Linked DNA regions of Homo sapiens: region 1 is linked to region 2. A link is an interaction called in ENCODE POLR2A ChIA-PET data of the cell type or tissue named here. Cell type or tissue: PC-3. All regions are shown on one strand. Links, peaks and the distances in the headings refer to the core of each region. The heading gives the core; the rest is flanking DNA. Region 1 has its middle 9.5 kb from the start of WIPF3. Region 2 has its middle 39 kb from the start of MIR550A3HG.

Region 1 (11,149 bases), core at 1,812-9,811, 73 kb before region 2:
TCTTGAAACCCAAAGCTGATCTTATCAATTCACATTATCTGTAGTTCAATGAATTCTCATTGCTCTGATGATAAAACCAAGATCCCGAGCTTTGTCTGAAGGCCCTCATGACCTGGCCTGACCCACTCTCCAACGCACCTTTCTCAGTCCTCCCCTCCATCTCTGTCCTCCAGCCATGTTGCCCTGCTTTCAGATCCTTTGACAGCAATATTCCTTCGTGTCACAGGCTTTTTGAATGTGCTCTTCCCTCTTTGTGAAGAAGACCCCAAGTGTCAACTCCTCTCCATCTTTCAGATCTCAACTAAACCTTGCCACAACTTATCTGAATCTCAGCTAGGTCACCCTCTTCTATAAGCTCTCAAAACCTCATGTACCTTTCTTTTGTGCATTTATTACAGTTGTATGATGACAATATCTGTTTAATGATGTAACATTTGTCCTCCAGGCTAGACTGTGGTATTCATGACCTCAGGAACCATCTCTGTCACCTTTGTATCCTTATCTCACAGCACAGAGGCTAGCACATAGTAGGTACTCAATACACATTTGTTGAGTTCTGAAAGAAATGAATAAATTAGGGTTGGGGACTGGAGCTACATATCTGAGGGTTTGTAACGTTTCTCAAAAAAAGTTTATATCAACTTTACTAAGGGATAATGTCATACAATAAAACGCACTCCTTTTAAGTGAACAGTTTAATGAATGCTGACAAATGTTTACTCTGATATAACCACCACCTTTATCAAGGTATAGACTATTCCATCTCCAAGAAAGTTATCTTATCCCCCTTTGCAGTCAGTCCCTATGCCCAGCCCCATGCAACTGAAATGAGAGAGCTCCCTGACCCCCTTGTGGGATGTGAGGCAGGGGTGTGGCTCATTTGTTTGGCCACTGCACACTCAAACTTCTTATGGGATGGGGAGCAGATGGGCAGGTGCAGGAGCCAGGGCAAGTGCTTTTGGGCTCTGGGCCCATAGTAGCATCTAGGGGTGGATGCCTGTGACTCCTAAAGCCCCAGTGGGCATATTACAGTGCTCTTTTAGCTCTGCTGTCTGCAGATGGCCTAAGTGTTAACCAGCTCAGTACCCTCTTGGTACCCAGGTTTTTGCCCAGCATCCAGGAAGAATCAGGTCACATGGACAAATTGAGGGACAGTAAATGTGGGGGATTTTATTGCTGGATGGGAGTGGCTCTTGGTGGGATGGATGGAGCTGGAAAGGGAATGGAGTGTGAAGATGATCAACCATGGAGTTTGGCCGTCCTGCAGCCGATCTCCTCTCCGACCGTCCCCAGCTGAACTCCTCTCGATGGTCAGACCCTCCTCTTATCTCCTTTGCTGCTCTGCTCTGCCGCTCTTTTGCTCCTCTGCTCTTTTGCTCATGGGGTTTGGGGTTTATATGGGTACAGGATAGAATGATGTGGCAGGCCAGAAGGCAACATTTGGGCACAAAACCAGGAATGTCTATTCCCATTTAGGGCCGCAGGTTTCCAGGCTTGAGGGTGGGGCCTTTGCTGGGGAACTGCCCTCTTTTATCCAGTACCTCCCTGCCTCCTGTCAGTATCACAACCACGGAGCTATTACTGTGGATTAGTTTTGTCTTTTCTGGAGCTTTGTGTACTAGAATCATACATGAAGAACTATTTTGTCCTGACTTCTTTCACTCAGCCTATGTGATTCACCCATGAGTTATGTGTTATATGTAGTTTATTCCTTTTTACTGCTGATTGGTATTTCATTGTATGGATATGCCAGTATTTGTTTAATCCATTTACCTTTTGGTGGACACTTAGTTTGTTTCTAGTTTTTTTTGATATTACAAATGAAGGTGCTTTGAATATTTGTGTACAAGTCCTTTTGCAGATAAATGCTTTTATTTCTCCATGGTAAATACTTAGGAATATAGTTTTAAGAATCATTAACATTTAAAACAAAGATAAAACCTTAGAACCACACTGAGATACTACTTCACACCCACTAAGATGGCCATAATTTTTGAAAGTGTTGGCAAGAATGTGGAGAAGTTGGAATCCTCATACATTACTGGGGAGAATATAAAATGGTACAGCTGCTGTGGAAAATAGTTTGGCAGTTCCTCAAAAAGTTAAACATAGAACTTCCATAGGACCCAGAAATTCCACTCCTAGGCATGTACCCAAAAGATTTGAACACAGGAATTTAAATAAAAACTTGTATATGAATGTTCATAGTAACACTACTCGTAATAGCCAAAAGATGAACACAATCCAAATTTCCATCAACAGGTGACTGGATAAACAAAATGGGATATATCCATACAATGGAATATTATTCAGCAATGAAAAAAATGAAGTACTGATACATGCCACAGCATGGATGAACCTTGAAAATATGCTAACTGAAAGAAACAGACACAAAAGACCACATATTATGTAATTCTATGTATATGAAATATACAGAATAGGGAAATTCATAGAGACAGAAAGCAGATTGGTGGTTGCCAGGGGTTGGGGAAAGAAAAGTGGGGAGGGATTGCTTAATGGCTACAGGATTTCTATTGAGGGGGATAAGAATGTTCTGGAACTAGGTAATGGCTATATTTGCACAAAGTTGTGAATGTATGCAATGCCACTGAACTGTACAGTTAAACATGGTTTAAAGATTAAATTTGAGACCAGGTGCTGTGGCTCATGTCTGTAATCCAAGCACCTGAGGAGACCAAAGAAGGAAGATTTCTTGAGGCCAGGGGTTCAAGACCAGCCTGGGCAACATACCGAGACCCATTCTCTACAAAAGAAAATTAGTCAGGCATAGTGGCGTGTGCCTGCAGTCCCAGCTACTCAGGAGACTGAGGTGGAAGGATCGTTTGAACGGAGGCATTTGAGGCTGCAGTGAGCTATGACGGCACAGCTGTACTCCAGCTCGGGCAACAGAGCAAGACTTCATCTTTCAAAAAATAATAGTTAGGCTGGGCGTGGCAGCTAACGCCTGTTAATCCCAGCACTTTGGGAGGCCAAGGCAGCAGGATTGCTTGAGCCTGGGAGTTTGAGACCAGCCTGGACAATATAGTGAGATCTTGTCTCTACAAATTTTTTTTTTTTGATTAGCCAAGTGTGATACAAGTGTGTATAGCAGCATGCCTGTAGTCCCAAGTGCTTTGAAGGCTGAGGTGGGAGGATTGTTTGAGCCTGGAAAGTGGAGGTTGCAGTGAGCTGAGATCACACCACTGCACTCCAGGCTGGGTGACAGAGCAAGACCTTGTCTCAAAAATAAATACATAAATAAATTTTATGTTATGTATATTTTACCACAATAATTCTAAAAGATAAAGCCTTAGAGGGGTGTGAGAGGCTGGGGCAGTGTTTCCCACCCTCTGTAAAAGCTATTCCTTCATGCACTACAACTGAGGGTGGGCATGTCTGTCAGCTCAAATGTAGCCCTGAGCCTTCTGTGCAAGTCTCTGTGCAGAGAGGAAGCTCCATCTTGCCATGAGGAAAAGTTAAGAGGCATGGCACTCCATCACTTAACATCAGGCCAGGGCCGTGCAGATTCCTGGGTTGAGAAACTTGACTTCACAAGAAGAGTACATAAAAGAGAGCAGGAAGTTCTATTCAAACACCCACACTGTGCCAAAAGGCAACCAGGGTGGCGATAGTTCAATATAGCTGTGGATGCATTTTAATCCCATCAGGCTGCCTCCAAAATTTCTCCTGCTCCAAAATGTGTTGCAAACACAAAAGGCTGAGATCTACTTTCTTCATTTTTTGGAGTGAGAAGAGAGGATAGTCAAGGCGTGTGGAGAATACAGGGCTTTACTGAACAGGCAGAGAAAGAGGAAACAATCCACAGGGCAGGTGGGAGAGAGGGGCAAGAGAGAGAGGAAAGAGCCCAGGAGAGTGAGGACACAGAAACCAAGGGGAGAGAAGACATGGCTGGTAGTGTCATGCTACACGGAAGTCACATTCAGCGGCCAAAACACGTGACAAAGGGAAGTCATCAGTGACCTTGGTATTTGCAAGGTCAGTGCAGTAGGCCACTCAGAAGGCTGATCTTACTGGGCTGAGATATGGGAAGTACCTGAGGAAGTAGAAACCACACTTCGAGTGTATTTTTCAAAAACCTTGACCTAGAAGAGAAACAGAGAGACAGGGCCATGTCTAGAAGAGGAGCAAGAATCTAGAGAAAGTCGAGACTCTAACATGTTGTAGGGTAAGAAAAAAAGATCCAAGACAGAAAAAAGTTTCAAGATTTAGGAAAGCAAGAGAATTGTAAATGGAGCAAGGCATTCTCTGAAATTCCTTCTTAAACCTGTTCTTTGAGAAACTGAGAAGAGCTTTGCTAAAGAATATTTTACAATATTTTTAAGACCTTTGATCCTTCCAAGTAAATAACATAAAGTAGTATAGAAAGCCTGGATCTTGGAGACAAAAGACATAGATCCAAGCTGGTTTGTCTATATCCACATTGCCAACTGGCTGTGTGATTTTCATCTTTCAGTAGTTTGTTAGATCCTTAAATCTTAGTTGTTTGAGGTGCAAGGCAGGTGCAGTCATTTCTGCTGTGCCTCAAAATCACTATCAGAATACCTAGAGGTGAATTCTATGAAATTCTTTAAAGTGCAAACACTGCATTTTACTATGAAGGGCCACAGAAATAAAAGAAACTACCTGTTTTACCGTATCGTATTTTTAATTAATCTGCACTCCAAAAACACCTACTGAAAAATAATTATTATTTAAAATAAGGACTGTAACTGCCAACTATTCTCACCTTGCAACCTCCAGCCTGTTATTTCGGAGTACTTCCCTTTGTCTACACAAGGGCCACCTTTTTGCACACTGTGAATACAAAGGACTGTCACTGCAATGTAGGAACAAGGGGTGGTGCGCCTCCTGAGGCCACTCCCTACTTCTCTCCAAGCCTGTTGCACTGCTAAGATTGCTTTTCTTCACCAGTCTTCTCTTGTCTCTTCTTTGCCAGTATGGTCCATTATTCACAAGGCAAACTCTGCTCTCAGCTTCGTGGTGGAAATGGCCATTTGGTTTACAGTAATTGACAGTTTTCTAAGGGCTTTCCCCTCCATTGTCATAACGATCATCATCACAAGTGGAGGCCTCAGTCACTCTATTTGAGATGATGAAATGGGGGCTTAGAAGTGAATGGGCTGACAACAGTCCCAGGGCTGGTGAGGAGCAGAGCTGTGAATGGAGATGAATCCTACTGTCTTGCCACCATGCCACAGGATGGTCATCTCACTGCCAGCACAGGGCTTGTTGCAAGGCACCTTTATTGAATGTGTGACTGGACAAATGACTCATGAACATTTCAGCTTAGTCGTGCCCCCTGCACCCTCCATCCTGGTAAGAGCTATCCTGTCCTAATGGAAGCTCTTTTTAGAGGATTCTGTTCTCTTTCTGGCTTGTTTGTGGTAATAGCACTGACACTCACTGATTCTCTCAAGTGAGGAACCTGGGTCATCCTAGTCTTCTCCTTGATTTCTACCACCACCATCTAATCCATCACAAAACCATTGACCTTCTGCCTCCCAGACACCTTTCCCTGTTGGCCCCTGGAGCCACTGCTTTAGCTCAGGCCTGGTCTATTGCTGTCATCTGCAACATGATGTTATGGGCTCCAATGCTGTGTTCCCTCCTCCTAACTCTTCTCCACCCTGAAGCCATAATAATCTTTCTAAAGCAAAATTTTAATCATCTAACTCACCTGCTTAGAGTTCCTCAACCACTCTCTTTTGAGCTTAAGATAAAGCCTAAGTAACTTAGTATCATCTACAAAGACCCCCAAGATTGGCTTCATCTCATCTTCTGACTCTGCCACCCCACAACCACACTGTGCTGCTGCTGTCCCAGAGGGCTCGGAGCCCCTCACATTCACCTGACTCTGCCTTCCTCAAAGCCACTTCTTGTCCTGGTATACCTTTTCCCTCCTTATTTCCCGGTGAACATCTTATCCTTCAGTATCAACACTCACCTATTCTGAGAAAGCTTTCTGAACCCTCAAGGAAGACCAGGGCTCCATTTCTCAATATTTAACATCCTCATCCCCTTTGTTCTTAAGCACTTAGAGCATGACATTGTAACTGTCTATTTGTCTATATCCTTAAGGGCAGAAATGGTGCCATTGTCCCAGTACCACCAGCACTGAACAAAATAGGCTTCACATAATAAGTCAGCACTCAATAAATCTTGAATTGATGAATAAGTTAATGACAGAGTATCTAATCCTCTTTTTCTTGCCTGTCCAGGGAAAATTCTGCACCAGAAAGACTACAGCTTAGTGGTGATAAGTCAACAAAAGTGGATGCTTTACTTCTCTCTTGGTGAGAAAGGACTCTAGCTTCAACCTCATGGTGTGAAGTCACAGAGCCCTTTAGAACAGAATGATAGAATAAGAAAGCAAACAGTTTTTGAGCAATCCTGACTTGGCTCTCTTTGTAGCTTTGCTTTTTTTTTTTTTTTTTTTTTAAATAGTGGGGCAAACTTCTGAACAATCATCACAGACATTTCAAATATGAAAACAAAAAGTAGTTCAAGGCCAAGTAGACATGCTTTAAAATTTTTTGCCATTTTGGGCTATCTGTGCTCATACTCCCTAAATAGAGTCACATTGTTTACAGGGATGATCAAGGATAGATTGTTCTCAAAAGTCCTGGAGTTCTGCACATTAGGATAACACGACATGGCATGTGACATGGTGATAAATTGCCACTTACTGGCAACGAGGAATAGTGATGACTTCTGTATCTAGTCAACCAGGTGACATAGCCAGGCCTTGGTCAGTCAATTCTCAAAAAAGAGAGACTCATCTTCCACCCACATCTAGAGGGTAACAAGTTCAAATACAAGATAGCCATGTTTCCCTGTCATTAAAGAGATTATTTCTTTTTATTTTTCAATGCTGGCATTTCTTGACCACAGAAAGGTTGAAGAAAGACATTGTGTCATGTAGAAAAAAAAGAATAGCATGCTTGTCTGATGGCATTGCCTACCAGTTTTCTATAGCTTAGTAAGAATAAAAGACTGGGTCTTGAAAACACTTGAAAAGAGATGATCATAAATCAAAGTACACCTTAATCAGCTTAACGTATTAATCCTTCTTCTTGGCTATTCAAGAGAAATAGTCAGGAAGCACTTAGTGAAAATGGGGGAAGGCATGAGCCTGGAAAAGCTTGCTGACGAATGAAACACCAGCCAGATTATTTTACCAAAGGGCATGTGATCCAGCTCAGAAAAAAAAAATGCATATAATTTTAGTGTGCAACTCCCATATATCTCCACAAAGCCAAAATCTGCATTATAATATAGAAGATGTAAACGGGCAGAAAATATACTTGCAAGTTCCTTAAGGACCATAAAGAACTGCTCATTGTCTTGGAGAGGAAAGGAACTGGAGGGGTGGGGGTGCCAGAGGCGTTTGAACCAGAGCAACTCCATCTTGAATAGGAGCTGGTTAAAGTAAGGCTGAGACCTACTGGGCTGCATTCCCAGATAGTTAGGCATTCTAAGTCACAGGATGAGATAGGAGGTTGGCACAAGATACAGGCCATAGAGCTGGCCCAAACCCACCAGAACCAAGATGGCGACGAGAGTAAACTCTGGTTGTCCTCACTGCTACACTCCCACCAGTGCCATGACAGTTTACGAATGCCATGGCAATGTCAGGAAATTACCCTATATGGTCTAAAAAGGGGAAGCATGAATAATCCACCCATTGTTTAGCATATAATCAAGAAATAACCATAAAAATGGGCAACCAGCAGCCCTTGGGGCTGCTCTGTCTATGGAGTAGCCATTCTTTATTCCTTTACTTTCTTAATAAACTTGCTTTCACTTTACTCTGTGGACTTGCCCTAATTTCTTTCTTGCCTGAGACCCAAGAACCCTCCCTTGGGGTCTGGATTGGGACCGCTTTCTGGTAAAAGGGGGAAGCTACCATCTCAGAGTAATAATAATAATAGCTAATATTTATTAAACATTTTCTACCTGTGCTTACCAGTGCCTATAGGCACTGCTCTAAGCACTTTACTTGTGTCAGTTCACTTCATTCTTACAATAACAATTAATCTTACTTTCTGGCCTCTGCTCTTAGCCACACTATCTCTGAGACCAGAACTTGGTGGGTTCTTCCAGGTGTGGGCAAACAATTGCACTGTGGCAACTCCAGTAACAAGCCCCCTTTCCTTCTTTTGATTTAAATAGAAAACAGAAAAAAGTTTTATTCAAGGTTCCTTTTATTTTGCTTTTAATGCTAAAGGAATATATTGTCCTTGGTTCCCTGTTGAGATAATTTGGAAAATACAGAAAATTACCAAGAATAAAATTACGAATCACTCACAATTCTTCTACAGCACAAATAACCACAGATAATACTTAAATGCATTTCTCTGAAACACATGAACACAGACCCATCTATATGACATATGTATACACCCATGTTCTGCTTTTTTCACTTAACATCATATCATGAGCAAGTTTCCTTGTCATTACACAGTTCAGTGGAAAGAGTGAAGGGACCCAGGAAGCTGAAGGTTTGTTTTATGGTTCACTCCTCCTTTGATGGTTCGACCTGGGAGTGACATTACTTTTGAGGGCACCTTGATTTCAAAATCTAGTGTTTATTTGTTGTCAGATTGAGGGCTACACCCACTTGTGAATGGAAAGTCTGCATCTGTAAAATAAAATGACATTTCACTAGAGGTCAAATCACAAGGAAGCAAAGAGGGGATGGGCACGCAGCTCAGTTATAGCAGAATTGAATTCGTCCTGCTCTTTCTCTTGACTGAGGGACAGCACTGAACCCCAGCTGAGCAGTGGAATGTAGGAGGAAGGCTTGATGTAGCTCTTGTTTTTCTCACCTCTGTTATCTACACTTTAAAGGCCCATTAACTGCCTTTCAGTTGCTATCTAAAGGAGACAGAAGCTTCTTAGGGCTCCTCAATCAACTCCTCTTTCAGAGAAAGAATGAAAGGGAACACCTGGGTACATTGACACATGTAAAATAACAGTGCATACATGCTGTCCTGTCTTTGTCAGCCCAGTAAAATGCTTTTTTGAGTAGCTGGATTTCCTAGTGACAAACTTACACAAGGAGTTTTCAAATAATACTTATCTTGGGAGAAATATTTGTTAGCTGTCTCTTTCCTTGATTCAGTTTGACAGATTCCTTCCCTCTACAATTTATCTCATTAATGCATTTTGCGTTAATTTTTTTTTTTAAATCAACAGTTAAACTAGATTTCTAAGGACCCAGGAATTTAGCAGTCTGGTGCTTGGTAAACCATTCCAGTGGATCTTTTGTTCTAAAGTCTTCAAATTGAATCAGTGAAACATGGACAGAAATACTATGTGTGTGTGTGTGCGTGCGTGTGTGTGGTACCTGCTGCCTTCCTAAGATAAAATGTCATTTCTTATAGGTGCTGAGATTGAGATATATATACCTTGAGCACAGAAACCTTGATTTCTAGAATTCACAGGACTAGTTGATAGAGTTATTGAATCACAGATAAAGATAAGATTAATCCAGATCAATCTATTAATTTATTTCTTCTACTGTTTTATTTCTCTAATTCCAATGAAAGATGCCACTGAAGTAGTTTGGATAATTTAGTGAAGGAATGACAGGATTGTTTTCATTTTTCAAAAATGTATTTTTTATTTTTTATTTTTGAGACAGAGTCTCACTCTCACCCGGGCTGGAGTGCAGTGGTGAGATCACGGCTCACTACAGCCTTGACCTCCTGGGCTCGAGCAATCCTCCTACCTCAGCTTTCCGATTAGCTGGGACTACAGGCTCACCATGTCTGGCTAATTTAAAATATTTTTTTGGTAGAGACAATATATTCCTTTAGTGGACTACATAGCCCAGGCTGGTCTCAAAACTCCTGGGCTCAAGCCATCCTCCAGCCTTGGCCTCCTAAATTATTGGGATTACAGGGATCAGCCACCATTTAAAAACTGATTTTTAAAATATCAAAGATAATGCACCTATTTTAACCATAGTGCTAAAATTCTTATATGAAAAACAGAATTTCCTTGCTTCGGTTTCCCCCTTCCTCTTCTGCTGAGGCAACTTTCATGCGCGTCCGTGTGAAGAGACCACCAAACAGGCTTTGTGTGAGCAACATGGCTGTTTATTTCACCTGGGTGCAGGTGGGCTGAGTCCGAAAAAAGAGTCAGCAAAGGGTGGTAGATTATCATTAGTTCTTATAGGTTTTGGGATAGGCGGTGAAGTTAAGAGCAATGTTTTGCGGGCAGGGCTGGATCTCACAAAGTACATTCTCAAGGGTGGGGAGAATTACAAAGTACATTGATCAGTTAGGGTGGGGCGGAAACAAATCACAATGGTGGAATGTCATCAGTTAAGGCTATTTTTACTTCTTTTGTGGATCTTCAGTTACTTCAGGCCATCTGGATGTATACGTGCAAGTCACAGGGGATGCAATGGCTTGGCTTGGGCTCAGAGGCCTGACATTCCTACCTTCTTTTATTAATAAGAAAAATAAAACAAAATAGTGTTGAAGTGTTGGGGCGGCGAAAATTTTTGGGGGGTGGTATGGAGAGAGAATGGGCGATGTTTCTCAGGGCTGCTTCAAGCAGGATTAGGGGCAGCGTGGGAACCTAGAGTGGGAGAGATTAAGCTGAAGGGAGGTCTTGTGGTAAGGGGTGATATTGTGGGGATGTTAGAAGAAACATTTGTCATATAGAATGATTGGTGATGTTAGAAGAAACATTTGTCATATGGAATGATTGGTGATGGCCTGCATACAGTTTTGGATGAATTGAGAAACTAAACGGAAGATACAAGGTCCGAATAAAAGAAGGAGGAAAATGGGTATTAAAGGACTAAGAATTGGGAGGACCTAGGACATCCAATTAGAGAGTGCCTAAGGGGGTTCAGCATAATTACTTGCTTGGTTGGCAAGTTTTTGGGCTCTATCCTTGAGTTTTTTTATGTTGTCATACACCAAGCCAGATTGATTTAGGTAGAAACAACACTCTTCATTTAAGAATATGCAGAGTCCTCCTTTTTCAGCAGTGAGTAAGTCAAGGCCTCGGCGGTTTTGGAGGACAACTGCAGCTTAAGAGTCAACTTGGGCCTGGAGGACTGATAAAGTTTGTGTTATGTCTGTGATGCTAGCAGAAGTCATTAGACAGG
Region 2 (11,149 bases), core at 1,012-9,011:
AAAGAAAGGATCCTAAAAGCAGCAAGAGAAAAGAAACAAATAACATACAATGGAGATCTAATAGATCTGGCAGCAGACTTTTCAGTGAAAACCTTACAGGCCAGGAGAGCATGCCATGACATATTTAAAGTGAAGGCAAAAACCTTTTACCTGAGAGTAGTGTATCCAGAGAAAATGTCCTTCAAACCTAAAGGAGAAGACTTTCTCAGACAAACAAAACTGTGAAATTTGATCAACACCAGACCTATCCTACAAGAAATGCTAAAGGAATTTCTTCAATCTGAAATAAAAGGACATTAATGAGGAAGAAATAATCGGAAGGTACAAAACTCACTGGTAATAGCAAGTACACAGAGAAACAGAATATTATAGCAGTGTCATTATGGTATATGAACTACTTATATATGACAAGTAGAAAGACAAAAAGATGAACCAATAAAAAATAACTACAATAACTTTTCAAGAGACAGAGAGTACAATAAGATATAAATAGAAACAACAAAAAGGTAAAAAGTGGGAAGATGAAGTTAAAGTTTAGAATTTTTATTAGCTTTCTTCCTTTGGCTTATTTGTTTGTTTATGCAATCAGTGTTGTCATCAGTTTAAAATAATGGGTTATAAGATATTATTTGCAAGCCTCATGGTAACCTCAAGTATAAAAACATACAATGGATATACAAAAAATAAAAAGCAATAAGCTAAAACACACCACCAGAGAAAATCACCTTCAATGAAAGAAAAAGAGGAAGGAAGAGAAGACCACAAAACAATGAGAAAACAAATAACGAAATGGCAGGGGTAAGTCTGTATCAATAATAACACTGAATGTAAATGGACTAAACTCTCCAATCAAAAGACAAAGAGTAGCTGAATAAGAAAACAAAACCCTAAGAATCTGTTACCTACAAGAAACACACTTTACTTGTAAAGGCAAATATAGACAGAAAACAAAGGGATGGAAAATTATATTCCATGCCGAGGGAAACCATAAAAGAGCAGGAATAGCCATATTTATATCAGACACAATAGATTACAAGACAAAAACGATAAAAAGAGACAAAGAAGGTCATTATATAATGATAAAAGGGTTAATTCAGCAAGGGTATATAACAATTGTAAATATGTATACACCCAATACTGGAGCACACAGATACATAAAGCAAATATTATCAGAGCTAAAGAGAGAGACAGAGAGAGACAGATCCCAATACAATAATAGCCTGAGACTTCAACACCCCACCTTCAGCAGTGGACAGATCATCTAGACAGAAAATCAACAAAGAAACACTGAACTTAATCTGCACTGTAGATCAAAAGGACCTAATAGATACTTACAGAACATTTCACCCAACAGCTACAGAATACACATCCTTCTCCTCAGCACATGGATCATTCCTCAAGAATAGACCACAAAACAAGGATAGGCCACAAAACAAGTCTTAAAAAATTTTTTAAAAATTGAAACAATATCATGTATCTTCTCTGACCACAATGGAAAAAAAACTAGAAATCCGTAGCAAAAGGAATTTTGGAAACTCTACAAACATAGAAATTAAAGAATATGCTCCTGAATGACCAGTGGGTTAATAAAGAAATTAAGAAGGAAATTGAAAATGTTCTGGAAACAAATGATAATGAAAACACAACATATCAAAACCTATGGGATACAGCGAAAGCAGTATTAAGAGGGAAGTCTATAGCTATAAGTGCCTACATCAAAAAAGAAGAAAAACGTCAAATTAACAACCCAATGATGCATCTTAAAAAACTAGAAAAGGGCAAACAAAACCCAAAGTTAGTAGGAGAAATGAAATAATAAAGATCAGAGCAGAAATAAGTGAAATTGCAATGAAGAAAACAATATAAAAGATCAACTGGTTTTCTGAAAAGATAAAATTAACAAACCTTTAGCCAGACTAAGAAAAAAAGACAGAAGGCCCAAATAAATAAAATCAGAGATAAAAAAAGGAGACATTACAACCATATCGCAGAAATTAAAGGATCATTAGAGACTACCATGAGCAACTGTATGCCAATAAATTGGAAAACCTAGAAATGGATAAATCCCTAGATACACAAAACCTACCAAGATTGAACTATATAGAAATCCAAAACCTGAACAGACCAATCACAGGTAATGAGATCAAATCTCTAATGAAAAGTCTCTCAGCAAAGAAAAGCCCAGGACCTGATGGCTTCACTGCTGAATTTTATCAAACATTTAAAGAGAGCTAATATCAATCCCACTCTAACGATTCCATGAAATAGAGGAGGAGGGAATACTTCCAAACCCGTTGTATGAGACCAATATCACTTTAATACCAAAACCGTACAAAGACCCATCAAAAGAAAACTACGGGCCAAAATCTCTGATTAATGTTAATGCAAAAATCCTCAACAAAATACTAGCAAACTGAATTCAATAACATATTAAAAAGATTATTCATCATAACCAAATAGGATTTATCTCAGGGACACAAAGATGGTTCAACACAGCAAATCAACATGATACGTCATATCAACACAATGAAGGGGAATAAATCATATGATCATCTCATCTCCATAGATGCAGAAAAATCATTTGATAAAATTCAACATCCTTTCATGATAAAAACCTTAAAAAAACTGGGTATAGAAGGAATATTAGTGAACATAATAGAAACCATATACAGCAAACGCACAGCTAGTATCATACTGAGTGAGGAAACACTGAAAGCCTTTCTTCTAAGATCTGGGACATGACAAGGATGCTCACTTTTTACCACATTATTCAACATAGTACTGGAAATCCTAGCTAGAGCAATCAGACGAGAAAGAAATAAAGGGCATCCAAATTTGAAAGGAAGACGTCAAATTATCATTGTTTGCAGATGATACGATCTTATATTTAGAAAAACCTAAAGTCTCCACCAAAAAAAACTATCAGAACTGATAAATTCAGTAATGGTGTAGGACACAAAATCATACAAAAATCATTAACATTTCTATATGCCAACAGAGAACAATCTGAAAAAGAAAATTTAAAAAGTAATTCCATTTACAGTAGCCACACATAAAATTAAATATCTAAAAATTAACCAAAGAAATGAAAGATCTCTAGAATGAAAGCTATACAAAACTGGAGAAAGAAATTGAAGAAGACACAAAAAAATGGAAAGCTATTCTACGTTCAAGCATTGGAAGAATCAATATTGCTAAAATGTCCATATTATTCAAAGCAATCTACAGATTCAATGCAATTCCCATCAAACTACTAATGATAATCCTCACAGAAATAGAAAAAACGATCTTTAATTATATGAAAAAACAAAAGACCTAGAATAGCCAAAGCTACCCTGAGCAAGAAGAACAAAACTGAAGGAATCACAATACCTGACTTCAATTATACTACAAAAGTATAGTAACCAAAACATCACCGTATTGCCATAAAAACAGACACACAGACCAGTGGAACAGAATGGAGAACCCAGAAAGAAATCCATACATCTACAGTAAACTCATTTTTCACAGCAGTCTCAAAAACATACATTGGGGAAAGGGCAATCTCTTCAATAAATGGTGCTGGGAAAACTGGATATCCCTATGTGGAAGAATGAATCTACACCCCTATCTCTTGCCATATACAAAACTCAAATCCAAATGGATTAAAGACTTAAATCTAAGACCTCAAACTCTGAAATTACTACAAGAAAACTTTGGGGAAACCCTCCAGGACTTTGGATTGGGCAAAGATTTCTCGAGTAAATACCTGGGAAGCACGGGTAACCAAAGCAAAAATGAACAAAAGGGATGACATCAAGTATAAAAGCTTCTGCACAGCAAAGGAAACAATCAGCATGGAGTATGGGGTTCATGGAAATTCTCTCTACTGTCTTCACAATTTTTCTATAAATCTAAAACTATTCTATAAAGTAGAAGTCACAAAATAAAATCAAATATTCTACTTACAAATATAAAATGTAACTTGAAAACTACTATTAGGTACTATGCTCACTACCTGGGTACAATATACCCATGTAACAAGCTTGTACATGTGCCCCCTGCATCTAAAATAAAAGTTGAACACTAAAAAACATGTCATTTGAGATCATATTTCCCTCAGAAGGAAATTTTCATCACAATTTACTTCTTGGGTCCTATAGCAATTTACTTATGTGTGACTGATATGATACATTTTGCTGGCATCTGCTTATGCTAGTGACATTACTAAAGCCATCCAAAAATGTTATACAATAAATAGTTTTAACAATAAGTTTAGAAAAAAATTCATAAATATTCAGAAACACAAATAATTATACTCCCTCTGAAAGATAAAAAAGAGAGAAAAAGAAAAGCCTGACCAACATGGTGAAACCCCCTCTCTACAAAAAAAATACAAAAATTAGCTGGGCATGGTGATGCACACCTGTAGTCCCAGCTGCTTGGCAGAGCTGAGATGAGATGATCGCTTGAGCCCAGGATGTCCAGGCAGCAGTGAGCAGAGATCATGCCACTGCACTCAAGCCTGGGTGACAGAGCAAGACTCTGTCAAAAGAAAGAAAAAAAGAAAAGAAAAGAGAAAAGAAAGGCAAGGCATGGCAAGACAGAGAGAGAGAAGGAAGGAAGGCAGGAAGGAAGGGAGGGAGGGGGGGAATTCCAAAAATAAATCTTTAGCTTACTGACTTTAAATTCTAATGATAAATTATAATTTATCAATTTAAACTTTGAGTTATTTCACAAATATAAATATCTCCAAAACAAGTCCAAATACATATAAGAAATCTGTAAGAATAATATTTTTAAGAAAACATCTGTTTGGTTCATATCTCCTGTCTTAATCATAATGCTAAAGTTTAATGCATATTCATTTGAAAAATTAATGTTACAGTAAGTTATTTAATAATTGAATACAGTATGTTTTAAAAATGATGATATAATTACCTTAGATAAGTGTTTGTAGCTAAAACACACGAAATATCACGAACAGTCTGTGAATAGAATCAAATCAATGAAACTTTTCTAAGGAATACTGCAATATTTAAAATGCTCTGATTCATTAATGTAAACACTCCACCAAAGAAAGAAGTATTTTTTAATGTTTAAGGGAGTTCTCAGTAACAGGACGATCATACTATATATGCCTTCCTTTTCTCCTTCCGAGAAGTGACTTCACATCATTGAAAACTAAATGACCATCAGAAGTATCCTTGGGGTGAAAAATAAGCCACAATAGGACAAATAAAGACTGAGGGGTTTATAAGAAAGCAGCAAGGAAGGAGTGAAACTTGGCTGGCTGCAGGGATGAGAGAGGGAGAGAGACAGAGAGAGAGTTGTGTGTGTGTGTGTATGAAACTTGGCCGACTAGAGGGATGTGTGTGTGTGTGTGTGTGTGTATGAAACTTGGCTGGCTGCAGGGATGAGTGTGTGTGTGCACATTTGTGTATGTGTGTATGAAACTTGGCTAGCTGCAAGGATGTTTGTATGTGTGTGTGCGTGTGCGTGTGTGTATGAAACTTGGTTCGCTGCAGGGATGTGTGTGTGTGTATGTGTGTGTGTGTGTGTGTGTGTGTACGTACATGCCCCTGCTAGTGCACATGCATAGTTCAGGTTGTGGTGTGTTTGGAGACTAGGAATGTATTTATAAGTCTTGGATCTTAATTTTTTAAAATATAGGAGTTGCGGATCTAGCTATCAGTTTCTCTCACATTGCTGACTCTCCACTGAATAGTTAATTCATGCATTGGCCCCTCTAAGTGGAGCCTTATAAGGATAACTCGACATTTTGCCTTGATGGAAAAGAAACAGGCCAGTAGAGAAAATCTTCATTCTAGGCCAGCATGGGCCGAAAGAATGCAGGGCGGTAAACCTGCTCACATTTTACTCATTCCTCCTGGTTTCCTTTATCCTGACCCTTTCCACGTGGTCCGCAGGGAACTGGATCAAGGGTGAAACCACAGAGATGTCGAGGGAGATGCCTTTCTCACTCCTAAATTACTCACATCTCTGTGTAAACAAAGGAGTGAGAAGTGTGGCAACTAAAACTACATAGAGAAGATATGCAATTTGACTGTAAATACAGAAAACTTTCAACAAGAACACAACTGGTATGGTGGTAGGGAAATCGCGTTATTGTTATCTGCTTAAAAGTATACAATAAATACATACTGGCTTAAGACTTGATAGCTTGTAAATAATATAAATAAAGATAGCTCAAGACTGCTAAAAAAAAAAAAATAAACCCACTGTCTTTAACCATGCTTTTAGAATAACTCTCCCAGACCAACAAAACCTGCCAGTGGTATTTTAAGGATTGTTTCTTTTATTGAGATATTATTTTCTTCTGTCATGAAAACAGTGAACATGTAGAAAAATATTTTTTAATTAGCTATACAGAATTCTTCTACGCAAGCCCACTCAAAATAGATCAAGACTTCACTGTGCTTTATATTTGAAAGATACTAATGTAGTTGTCACTGGACTTTTCTTTCATAGCACCTATAAAAATTTTAATTCTTTAGACATTTGTGCGATTATCTGCTTCATGTTTGCACCCCCACCCCCAATAATCCAGGACTGTAAGTTCCAAGACAGGAGTGGCTACGTTTTATTTGTCTGGGTGTACCTACAATGTTAATGTAGTCCTTGATACACAGTTGGTGACTGGTATATATCTTTTGAAAGAAAAAATAAGAATACCTTTTATCATGGCTTTTTATAAAAAGATCGATAATGAAAGATCTAAATAAAAAACAAACTTTTAGAGAAAGAAAGAGTTTCTCCTAAAAATAACATGAAATTCTGAGCAATTTGCATGATTATAGTCCTTATATTGATGCCAAAAACAAATAATAATTTGTTTAAAAATACCTTTTTAAAGATAAAACATGTAATCACCATAACAACTGGAAGCAATAATGTCTTTGTGTATCTCAGCGGAGTCTGAAATACACCAAATTATTCAAAATAGTTACTTACGATTTTTACATTAAATTAGTAAACATCTATGTCAAACTAAGTGCCATGATAACATTCCTTAAAAGTAAAAGGTAAAATTTGTCATCAGCAGAATATATATTTATTGTCTTCCATGCCTTAATGAAATAATTAAAATTATAAAAATAGTTATAAAAAGTATTCCAAAAATTTAATGAAAAATTTATTATTTTAATAAAACTAGAATTGCTATATCTATTATGTTTTTCTTTTCTTTTTTTTATTTACATAATACTAAGTTTTAAAATGCGTGTTTACCGATCCCTGGGTCCTACATTGTAATTTTCTATACTACACAGCTCCATTATTTTCATTAGTGAAACTAGAGCTAAAAAGAAAGCTAACCAAAGTTAATTACTAAAACTATGAATAAGTACAGAAATAACATTGGCTAACTAATTCTGATGACCTGTTATTGTGATGATAAGGAGTAATTTACCATGTAACTAAATTATACATTTCTTAAAAGCAAGAAACCAGTTCATTTTCCTCTTTGCCGTGCTATAGCAAACTGCCTCATGGATAACTATAGTCAATAATAGTTTTTGAATGAATGGATGATTGGTTGGATGGATAAGAGAAGAATGTAAAATTCTATTACTTACCACTAATTCAGAATTCATAATAATTACACAAGGAATAATCAATCCAGTAGCAACTTTGTTATGTTCCATGAAAAAAATTAAGCTACAAATAGAGGAAAGCCCTGGATTGAGAGTTCTAGAATCCATTAGAATCCATGTCCTGATCTTGGCTTGTGTGTGCTTTAGGCAAATCTCTTAAGTTTTTCTTTATCTGCAAATGAAAGAACTATATGGCATGGTCTCTAAGAGCCCTTCCTGATCTTGTGTTCCATGATTCTACAAAGAGGCCAATTTTTTTTTCTTTTTTTTTTTGATACAGAGTCTCACTCTGTCGCCCAGGCTGGAGTGCATTGGTGCGATCTCAGCTCACTGCATCTCCGCCTCCAGGGTTCAAGCAATTCTCCTGTCTCAGCCTCCTACTCAGGCTGGGACTACAGGCATGCACCAACATGCCTGGCTAATTTTTGTATTTTTAGTAGAGATGGGGTTACCACCATGTTGGCCAGGCTGGTCTCAAACTCCTGACCTCACGTGATCCACCCGCCTCGGCCTCCAAAAGTGCTGGGATTACAGGGATGAACCACCACGCCCAGCCTATGTTTTAAAGCTTTATAGCATGAACTTTTTAAAAAGAATAATACCTTGCATTTGTATAATTAAAAATGAATTTTTATATGTTCATTAAAACTCATCAGTAGCATACCTTTCTTGGTAACACCTTGTTAAAAATGTTATAATATTTGGGGTGTTAACTGTAATAAAACTGAATTTCTTAAAAACAGAAACAAGCATTTAGACTTTTTCCTGAATGGTCCCATACTTCCAAGTGGCCTAGATTATTAAAAGTAGTTGACTGGTAATAATAATTATTACGGGTCATATAGTATGTTAAACACTCTTCTCAGATTATCTCATTTAACCATCATCAATAACTCTGTAAGATATGAGACTATCTTTTTTTTATTTTACAGACAAAAAAACGAGGAAGGTGGATTAGCAAGTTACAGTAAAAAAAATAAGTTGACCATTTCTGAGTAAAAATTTTGAGTTTCAGATTAAAAAAAAACTAGAGCAAAAACTCATAGTAGTAGAGAAGGAAAAAAGAAACATTCATACCGCTTTTTCCATGAAGTCAAATTTGGGAGCACAGGTGTATATTAAAGTATCAAATTCTGTATACCTTAAGATTCTGGCTGCTATAAGATCACTCAGGCAAATTTGGGAGAAAATAAAGTAAAATGAATTAAAATTACACAAATGATTATAGCCTATAGCCAGTAATACTTTATTGATGTAAGAATAACAAAGTTTATAGAGCAAATAAATCCAATGTATTTAGACATCCCTCTAAGAAAACAAAAAACTACAGTGAACCAAATATACGACGTGCTGACTTCTCAAGATAACTGAAAATTAAGAGAAATATCATGAAAAATGAAAAGTAGAAAGAAGTCAGAAAAAAATAAAGAGAAGATGATAAAGAGTGAGCTAAAATCAATATCTGCTGAGAAGAAACCACCATGTAGTTAATTACATTTTATAATAAGACAATTTATCATGAAAAACTATTTTACTTAACCTCTTTCAACATACATTGTAGGTCATAAGCTTTCTGTGCATTGTCAATTTCACAAAGCCTCACAGACTGATTACAATATTTGGGTATTTCTTGATGTTTTACAGACATATATTCAAACCACTGAATATGAGATCTGATCCTCATAAGAATTACAACAATTATACATACCACTTTGATCTTTGACTTAGCTATTTGATCTCCAAGGCTAAAAATAGATACCAACAACCAAATCCAATGCAGAACTTCTATTTTTCTACTGATTATTTACAACCTGCTCTTGGTGAGACAATTATTTTTCCACAGCATCCTCAGAAGGCCAGAAAAAGGAAAATATTTGGCAAGTAAACTCTTAATTCAAATTATTTTATAGGGACAGAAATTATCTTATAACAAGTTTGATGATTATAAGTGGTTTTCATTCAATTATTTTTCCTAATCTACCAGTACTCAAGGATAATTTAGAGTTGCAATTTATTTTTCTAATTTAGAGTAGGCCTGGTGACTAACAGTAATTTAACCAAACCACTATAATTTCAGGTCTTCCTCATAACTGTCACATAAAGGAAGTCACTCAGGACTACCAATGAAGTGTGTTTGTATTTTTTTTTTTTTAAGATTTGTAGGGCAGACATGGTGGTTCACACCTGTAATCCCCGCACTTTGGGAGGCCAAGGCAGGCGGATCACTTGAGGTCAGGAGTTTGAGACCAGGCTGGCCAACATGCTGGAATCCCATCTCTACTAATAATACAAAAATTAGCCAGGCGTGGTGGCACGTGCCTATAATCTCAGCTACTCAGGAAGCTGAGGCATGAGAATTGATTGAACCCAGGAGGTGGAGGTTGCTGTGACCCGAGATTGGCCACTGCACTCCAGCCTGGGTGAGAGAGTGAGACTGTGTTTAAAAAAAAATAATAATTTGTAAAGAGCTGGGGGTCAATGTGAAGTAAGTGTGAAGTAAGGCAAGAAACATAATCATGAACAAACTTAACAGATACATAAATAACTTAGAAGCTCTAAATAAAGTTTATCATAAGACATATATAATAAAGTTAAAAACAATAAAAAGGAAAGGAGAATGGGGAAATGTGTCAGACATACCAGAGAACAGCAGCAACAAATAAACTAATAAACCACCATGCAAAGCTAGCAATAAACGGCAAACGCTTACATTTAGAAATTTTATTTAATATAAACACGTTGTATGTTATATTGCATAGAGATAGCATTTGACCTTTTAGAGAAGTAATACTATAACCCCTTGTCAAAGTACATAATTTCAGCATCAAACAGGGCCCTAATTGGATAGCATTAAATGAGGTAAATTTCAACATTGATTATTGTATGATATACTCATGTAGGCTTATTTCTAAACAGAAAGTGCTAGAAATAAAAAGTAGATTCATGCATTCTTTTCTATTCCCTAAACCAGTTAGTTAAGCAGGGACTTAGGCCTTGAAGAGGGCTACTCTTTAAGACATTAACAAACAGAAATACCACATGAGAGATAAATGCTCTGCATGTATTTCCTAGAAAATGAAAAGATCAAAATTTTTTAACCTTCTCTTTTTATATAACGAGAAAGGCCTTAAAACATCAAATCATACATTGATTTTAGTCCATAGTTATAAATAAATAAAACAATACTGAGATTTTAAGAGCTCTGTATTTTCAAAGCTGAGGACAGCCTCCCATATGTTAACATCTGCAATAAATGGATAATTTATGATGTAAACAACTAATTATTTGTATTTTAACTGAAATATAAACAACTACTTAACAAACTTTTTAAAAGTTAGTTAAAATAAAAAACAAAGTTTTTTTTTTTCCTAAAAGTCCAAGTCAGCCTTCACGAATATTCTTTTTAGTGGGTTGCAATGATCACTGAACTGCAAGACTTTATTATTGACTCTGCCAATAACTCGTCTAGAGACCTTAAAGAAGGCACTTAACCTCTGTGAAATGAGAGAAGAATAGATGGTTTCAAAGTTTTCATTCAGCTACATGTTTATAAG

What was found. ChIA-PET counts read pairs that join two places held together with the same protein. Peaks named below come from ENCODE experiments on the same cell type or tissue, not always from the same donor. Only the 100,000 strongest peaks of a DNase experiment are listed, where the experiment ranks them.
Region 1: POLR2A ChIA-PET joins it to region 2 with 5 read pairs; 3 of 35 experiments call an interaction of 5 or more read pairs at or near these places.

Annotation. Positions count from the first base shown.
Region 1 is chr7:29,791,443-29,802,591 of GRCh38, reverse strand. No RefSeq gene overlaps it. Among named protein-coding and RNA genes, the nearest start is that of WIPF3, 9.5 kb to the left of the region's middle. RefSeq lists enhancers at 8,142-8,971, 8,972-9,802 and a cis regulatory region at 8,659-9,071. In PC-3, for the core only: no CTCF peak of the experiment used is centred there; no DNase peak of the experiment used is centred there.
Region 2 is chr7:29,718,090-29,729,238 of GRCh38, reverse strand. It overlaps the pseudogene DPY19L2P3. Among named protein-coding and RNA genes, the nearest start is that of MIR550A3HG, 39 kb to the right of the region's middle. In PC-3, for the core only: no CTCF peak of the experiment used is centred there; a DNase peak (open chromatin) is centred at 5,898; H3K4me3 peaks cover 1,555 bases; H3K27ac peaks cover 822 bases.